Linked DNA regions of Mus musculus: region 2 is linked to region 1. A link is a contact called in ENCODE Hi-C data. All regions are on one chromosome and are shown on one strand. Each heading gives the region's core, a stretch centred on a gene start or an enhancer-like site at or near the end of the contact. The rest is flanking DNA. Distances are from core to core; before and after follow the strand shown.

Region 1 (3,642 bases), core at 139-2,638:
GTCCCTGATACACTAGGGTGGGAGAGCTCTGCTCCTTGTCACTGCTGAGTGGAAGTGACAGATCCACCAGCCTCATCCACCATTATCTGCCCAGAGCCATGGAGCTGGTGGAGGGGCAGCTCTGTCATCAGGGGACATGATGAAAGTCTTGTATCCCTGTAGGAACGAGAAAAGTGCCTTGCTATTCTAGGCGAGAGATCTCTCTACTGACGCCATGGCAAGGAACCTGTTCCCCCTGGCAGGAATGAAGGTCTTGCTCTCTGCCCTGCCTTCTGCAAAGCCAACTGACAAGATGTCTGGACATTTCACAGGACATGGCATGCGTGTGGTAGTCCCAACCCATCCTCGGTGTCTCTCCCCACCTCTGACTGTTGTGTTTAGTGAAAGTACGCCATTATTCTGTCTTGGTAGGCTGCAGTGTCCTAGCTCTGTTTGGCTGAATTTACTCTGTGCCTATTAGTGAGTGGTTCTGGATGGTAACTTCCTGGGCTCCTCCTTAGGTCCGGAAGTCCCTACTTGGCCCCAACCTCTCTGTCAATCTGTGTCCAGGGTTTCCAGTTGCACTTGCTGGCGGACACGAGGGTAGTACATCCATCTATTTGCCCCAAACAGTCTCTCTGTGTTGTTTTCCAAAACTTTCTGTCAATTTTAATTTTTTTTCAAAATATGAAATCAAAAAGAAAGTTGTTGGGATGGTTCATCAGATAAAGTGCTTACCACACAAACATAAGGACTCTAGTTCAATTTCCCAGAGCCCAAGTGACAACCAGGCCAATGTGGGGGCCACCCGCAATCCTGAGGTGTGGAAAGCGGGCATCCCTGGGGCAAGCTGGCTAGTTACACTACCCAAATTGGTGAGCTTGTAGTTCAGTGAGAGACCCTGCCTCAACAAATAACGTGGAAAACAACTTTAGCTTTCCTTGTGCACATTCTTGTGCACGTGCATCTGTGTAAATGCACATACACACATAAGCATGCCCACATACACGCAAACACAGGGATGGCTCGGCAGGTAGGAGGTCCTATCACCAGGAGCAAGCTCACCTGGGCATTAGGATACCCACAACACCAGCCGTGCTAAGAGGGGCTGCATAGACAGGTCTGGGAGGGTGGCTCAGAGTGGCTGCATAGACAGGCCTGGGAGGATGGCTCAGAGTGGCCACATAGACAGGTCTTCATGGTGAGACCCTGGTCAGCCAGTGAGGCCCAACAAAGTGAATCTTAGAGCTGAAGAGTCTGCAGAGGAGCCTGCTTGACCCTGTCTACTACAAGAGGCAAGGCCACAGGCCGAGCTGCAGTGGGTGTGAGAGACACTGAGCTGGGAAAGTCCATCTGGCTGTGGACAGCCAGGCTGAGGGTGGGGGCCCAGTTGGCCAGCCAGACTCCTGGCTGGAGAAGATTGGAAACATCTGGAAGCATCAATCCCTTCATCCCAATGGATGTTGGGACGCCAAACAAGCTCTGCAGTAAGCCTGCACAGGCTGGGTGGAGTTCTCTCTCTCTCTCTCTCTCTCTCTCTCTCTCTCTCTCTCTCTCTCTCAATCTTCCAAGTAGACTATCTATTTGGATGTGTTGTTTAACTTCAGAATCCCCGGGAGAAGTCATGAGCATCTTAAGTTCAAAGACATATTGATTCGCCCTACCCAGACAGCGGGCTGGATTCGTGAATCAAGAAAACCATACCTGCTAGGTAGATGCAGCAATTTTTGTATCTTTATTTTTATTCTCTTTCCAAGCCATGGCCCTGAGGCGATGAAACTCAGCTGCTGCTCCTAACTGTGTCCCATCCTGTAGAAGACACAGAGCTGAATGAGATCCAGGTAGGAAGAGACTCCGGAGCTACCACATATGTGGGTGTGCGTGCCATAATGCTGAGAAATTGGATCCATGGAGACCACTCCTTAAAGCAGTGGTTCTCAACCTTCCTAATGCTGCGACCCTTTAGTGCTGTTCCTCGTGTTCTGGTGAGCTCCCCCCCCCTCCCCAGCCATAAAATGATGCCTATTGCTACTTTATAACTATAATTTTGCTTCTGTTATGAATCATAATTTTTAGAGATAGAGGTGTGCCAAAGGGGTTGTGACCCACAAGTTACGAACCACTGCCTTAAAGTTACCGTTCCCTTTAGACTTTCCTAGGACTCTACCTAACTCCAGGTCTTTTGATTCAATGGCCACAGCCTCCATCTGCTCCCCCACCCCACCCCGTGGGTCCCAGACATTGGTCCTGTGTTCTCCTCCCTCTCCTTTGTGTTGATTTAATCTTAACTCCTTACATCTGGATTTACATCTCCAGCCAAGCTGTCCTCCCTCCAAATAGATACACACCCCCAACAGTGCCTCTTACATGCTTGCCTGTTTCTCCAAATGGTGTGTGTGTGTGTGTGTGTGTGTGTGTGTGTGTGTGTGTGTGTGCTGTAATGGCTGAATCATACCCCTGCCACCCAAATCCAAAGCCCCAGGACCTTAGCACCTGACATACTTGGAGTTGGTAAAGCACTGATGTTTAGTGAGGTCATTGTGTCCTAATCCATTTTGATGCTGTCATTACAAGGACAGGAGAGCATACAAACACACAAAGCAACATCCATCCAAGGACACAAGGAGAAGATGGCTGCCTATAAATAGCCAAGAAAAAAAAAGGACTCAGAAGAAACCAGCCCTGGAGACATCGTTTCTGTTTTCTAGAAATGCTAGATGCCTCGTCCTACACTGCTTGGTGCTGGAAATTCGAGTGGGCAATGAGCAATGAAGAAAGGACAGGTACTCATACAGAAAATCTGAGGCTGGGCGGGCAGGGCGGGCTCTGCTTGCTCTGCTGGAGAGCACCGACTGCAGCCTGGAAACACAGCACACTTATTTTATCCACTGTCTCAACGGAGGAGGAGGCAGGGTTGTTGAATACGACTGCATAAAGAGACAGGTTTAGCTACTCGGTCCCTGTAGGGGACCAGTCTCAGGCTGCAGACATCCCCAGAAGGAAGGAGGAGCATCTGTCCTTCATAGACACTTGTGTACTCAGACCAAGAGAAGGCATTGACAGTTTCCTGCGCTTAACCCAGGGAAGGCTTTGGCATGTCGGTGGACCTGAGGCATTAGGATCTTGCCATGGCCGTGCTCAAGTCAATGATACACATTCACTAGGCTTCGTCAGCTCCTTGCACCTTCACTCACGGCTTCCCAACTCCCCACAGCAAGAAAACTCATTTCTGAAGTCCAAGTTTCCTAGACCATGGCCCGTTGTTATAGCGGTCATTGCGAATTCTTATATGTGTTCTCACCCCATAGCTGACTAACTTCTGTGACCGATACCACCAGCTGACCAGCTGCTAGAGCAAAGCAAGGAGCATTGCTTCTTCTCCCCTAGGTTCCATCCCTGGCCACTCATGATCTAGGTAACTGAGCCTCCTGAACAGCTTTTCAGTATATTCACATCTTTCTACCCATGCAACTCTCCTTCACTCCAAAGGTTGACTGACCACCCAATAGGCAGAGCAGCCAGCCAAGCATGACTTGGGACCTATAAACCCATCATACATAGCAGCATGGCCACAAGGCTTTCTCCTTCTATGACTTCGAGGGCCTGAACACAAGTCCCAGTCAGAGATTACTACATCATCAGGGTACTAGGTTCCAAGACAGC
Region 2 (3,642 bases), core at 966-3,465, 34 kb before region 1:
CAACACAAAAACTGCAACTCTAGAATTCATAACTTTAAGCCCTGGAGGTCTCAGTGCTGCGCCCCCCACCCCCAGGGGTTCTCCCAACCCCCAGCCCCATCTTCCTGCCTCCAGTCTCCACCTCCTGACTGGGAAAGTTCCAGGAGCTCAGCTCACAGCCACATGTTTCTGCCAAGGGCTCAGGGCCTTTGTTCTCCCTCCCAACAGGACTTTTCTTTTAATCAGTCGGAAACTGCAAGCTGGAGCCAGAGGCCAAGAAAGCCTTGGAGAAAACACAACTGTTTCTCCCAACACCTCCCCACCCCCCTACACCCCGTCTGCTCCCTACACCCTCAGCTGGTCCTGAGGCAGCCAAGCCCAACAGGACAGATAGTCACAGGACAGTCATGGGCTGACTCTGTCCCTTAGCAAGAAAAAAATCAGGGCTCTTCTGCATATATATACAAATATATACACAGCCAATGGGGGACAAGTGAATGGCCAACAGGGTACTCTGCTGGGCTGGCTTCCCTAAGGTCCTTTTTAGATGTCAGCTTTCTCGCCCACCCCACAGCTCTCTGGGGCCTGAGATCAGGGTCTCCTGGCCTTGCTACAGGCTGCAGGAAGGGACCAAGCAGCTTCAAACCCTTTTCTAAGATCATACCAAACTGAACTAACCAAACTCAAGGCAGCTTCCCCTACAAGCCACAAAATGGGCCTGAGTGACTCTAGGAGACACGACTCTGAGTACCACATCTTTCCACCTGTCTCCTTTCTGCAGCAATATGGGGGTATCAGAGGTCCCTGCCATTTGCAACGGGTGTGCCTCCTCCCTTATTAAAAGTCCTCTCTGGTTTTCACTCTCCCTGGCAGGGATTCAAATGCCTTCTTTGGCCCACAGACCCACCTCACCATCTCTGGTCCAAGCACACAATCTGCTCCAAGAAGCCTCCCTGAACTCTGAGGGGCTGCAAAGCTCTTGGCACCAACTCAGGCCTATGAGCCTACCCACCCTGTCTCCTACACTGAGAAGTGACCCAAGATGTGCCAAGGCTGTAGCCAGTGCCCGGAACAGCCAGAACTCCTCCAGGATTCAGGACCAGCCAGCCCCTTCTCCCTCCCCTCTGCCTCTCTCTAAGACTCCTCCCAGTCGTTAGTTATCACAACCAGTGACCTTTTGACTAAAAGGGTCAGAGAGTTCAAAAGAAACTAAGCTAACCCAGGAATAAAGAATAAGAGATCAAGAAGGTGGTGTGGATCTAGGGCCCCCTGCAGAAACAAAGACTCCAGGAGGGCCAGGCTTGGCTCTGAGAACCCCTTAATCACAAGAGGTTAAAGGTCATAGATTTACAACCCCATTGCTTCTCTGATAGACAGGTAAAGTGCTTGCGTCAGGCCTTGCAGCTTTTGGACTGAGAAAAGTACAGCCTAGGTGGACCCTACTCCATTCTAAGTTTCCTGTACTGGGGACGTGATTCTGGGCCACTAATCTGCTACTACGGTGAACCAGCAGGGAAGAGGTGGCCAGCTCCCAAACCTCTGGGATGTTTCTCTATTTTCTGTTTTCTTTCTGCCCCCATCTCTGTCTTCCTGTCTCAGTTTGTTCAGGGGCAAAATGGGTGCAGTAGTTCCTCCCGCACCCACCTCCCACCCCCACCCCCGAGGGTAGGGGTTGGAGGCGGTTTAAAAGATGCACTAAAGTTACTTCCAGTACAGAGCACTTCCCACCCCCACGGCCCAGCAGGCGATCTGCCTTCACCAACAGAGGACCCGGCTTCGTGAACCCGCAGGAGGATCTGTTTGGAAGGTTAAAGATTTAAAGCAAGTCCCCCTAGTGAGGAGGGCATTGGAGCCGAGCCGGAAGTATTGGGGGGGGGGGGTCGTGGGCCTGGATTCCACGCAGCTCTGGGGACCGTGCGATGACCCCTGGGTGCAGCGCGCGCTCCGGAGCATCGGGGGCTGCAAACTTCCAGGGAGCTTGGGGCCTGGGTGGGGACCTAGTGCGGGGCCGTGGGCCCGGGGCTCCCCTACCTCGGGCTGCCAGCAGCGAGAGGCTGCTGAGCAGCAGCAGCGGCAGCGGGACGAGGCGCGACGGCACGGGGCGCTCCATGGGGCTGGCGGGCTCCGGCGGCGGACAAAGGCACGGCGGGCAGCGGCTACACGCTCGAGCCAGGCCTGGGCAGCCAACGCGAGGCTCCTGCGCGCCGCGTTCAATTATCCCGCCCGGAGGAGGCGCGGCGGGGGCGGGGCCCGCGGGGACCCTCCCTTCAGCACTGCGCAGCTGGAGCACGCCGCCACCCAGACTCTCCTGCGGGGATGCAGGCAGAGCGCAAAGCTCAGAGACGTGCCACCCACCTACAGGCAGAAAGTCACGTGAAAAGTGTCTAACCTAAATTGTCAGGATAGCGGGCAGCCGTAGGCTAGACCAGCAGAAGCCTGCTTGTGTAGACTCCCTGGCAGCCGCCAGACAGTTTAGAGGACTCTCTGATTTATTTAAAAAAAAAAAAAAGAACAATAAAATTTTTTTTTTAAAAGCTGGGAAAATGGCTCGCTCGATGGCTCAGTGGATAAGACACTTGCTGTGAAGACAAGAGGACCTGAGCTCAAATTTCCAGCATTCATGTAATATAAATAAATGCAAAAAAATTTAGACTTTCAACTGGATGTGATGGCACACGCCCAACACTCCAAAGGCAGAGGCAGGAAAATCTCCTGAGCTAGTTCTGTAGATCGAGTTCCAGGACAGCCAGGGATACACAGACAAACACTGTCCGGAAATACAAACAACAAGATTAAAGTAAAAACAAACCCACTACAGGTAAATTTGGAGGACCATAGGACCCCAGTTAGCTGATTGCGTGGGACAAGCAATTCAAACGCAGGGATTAGGCTCCGCTGGAATAATTGTGCATATCTGCAAACAGACTAGCGCTAGATAGACCGTCCATAATGTCCAGTGGGAGTCATCCAACATCCTCCACAGTGAATGAATACTCAGGGGCGTAATCACACACTAGGACCTTAAACTCGGAAGGTGCAGAGTGGGACCAACCACAGATGAACTTTGGCTGTGTAGGTCTCCTTGTAGAAAGGACAGAGCGGGTCAGAGGTTAGGAGACTGGTGTTCCTGGGCAGAGTAGAGGCAGCGGCAGCAGCTGAGGAGTAGGTCCCTTAACATAGTCAGCGTGTGGAAACTTACCAGGGTGTTCATTTACGAAATATGCCCTTCTGTTTTAATTCGAGAAGGGGGCATCATGCTCTGTTGCCCAGGCTAGCCTTGACCTCCTGGACTCCAGTGACCCCCCACTTCCTCCTAGGTAGCTCCTCCTAAGTAGCTCAGTCTACAGGCGTGCACCACTGTGTTTAGCTATCTTTAAGTGAAACCTCCTTTCAAAAGATGCGAGAAGCCAGAGGTTTGCAGAGAGACCAGGGAGGCTGGAGGAAGAGCCTGCTGACTGAGTTCAGTTCAGGAGGCCTCCCAGAAGTGAGGCACAGCTCAAGCGCAATCCAGGTTGTAGAATGCTCTCTGAGCATGTGCAAAGCACCGAGTCAGATCCCCAACCGCACATAAAGCAGGTGTCCTGGCAAAAGCTATCATTCCAGCAGTCAAGAGATGAGAGCCCGAGGCTCAGAAGCTTACGGCCATCCCCTCAGCTACATAGT

Evidence for each region. Hi-C counts contacts between places; a loop is a spot of excess contacts on that map.
Region 2: a loop to region 1 is called in a map of heart, with 1.9 times the contacts of the local background. The contact joins the promoter of Fbln1 here to the enhancer-like site in region 1. A Hi-C loop is called at or near these places in 2 of 37 maps with a recorded cell type or tissue (T-helper 17 cell and heart).

Annotation. Positions count from the first base shown.
Region 1 is chr15:85,169,982-85,173,623 of GRCm38, reverse strand. No RefSeq gene overlaps it. Among named protein-coding and RNA genes, the nearest start is that of Gm19277, 16 kb to the right of the region's middle. Within about 2 kb of position 1,388, at least 1 of the 3 ENCODE cell types and tissues checked has a DNase peak (open chromatin) inside an H3K27ac peak, as active enhancers do; it is heart, where a contact is called at or near this core.
Region 2 is chr15:85,204,581-85,208,222 of GRCm38, reverse strand. It overlaps Fbln1 (fibulin 1), which reads right to left and starts at 2,215. Exons shown (of 17, transcript NM_010180.2): 1 at 2,011-2,215. The coding sequence starts at 2,089.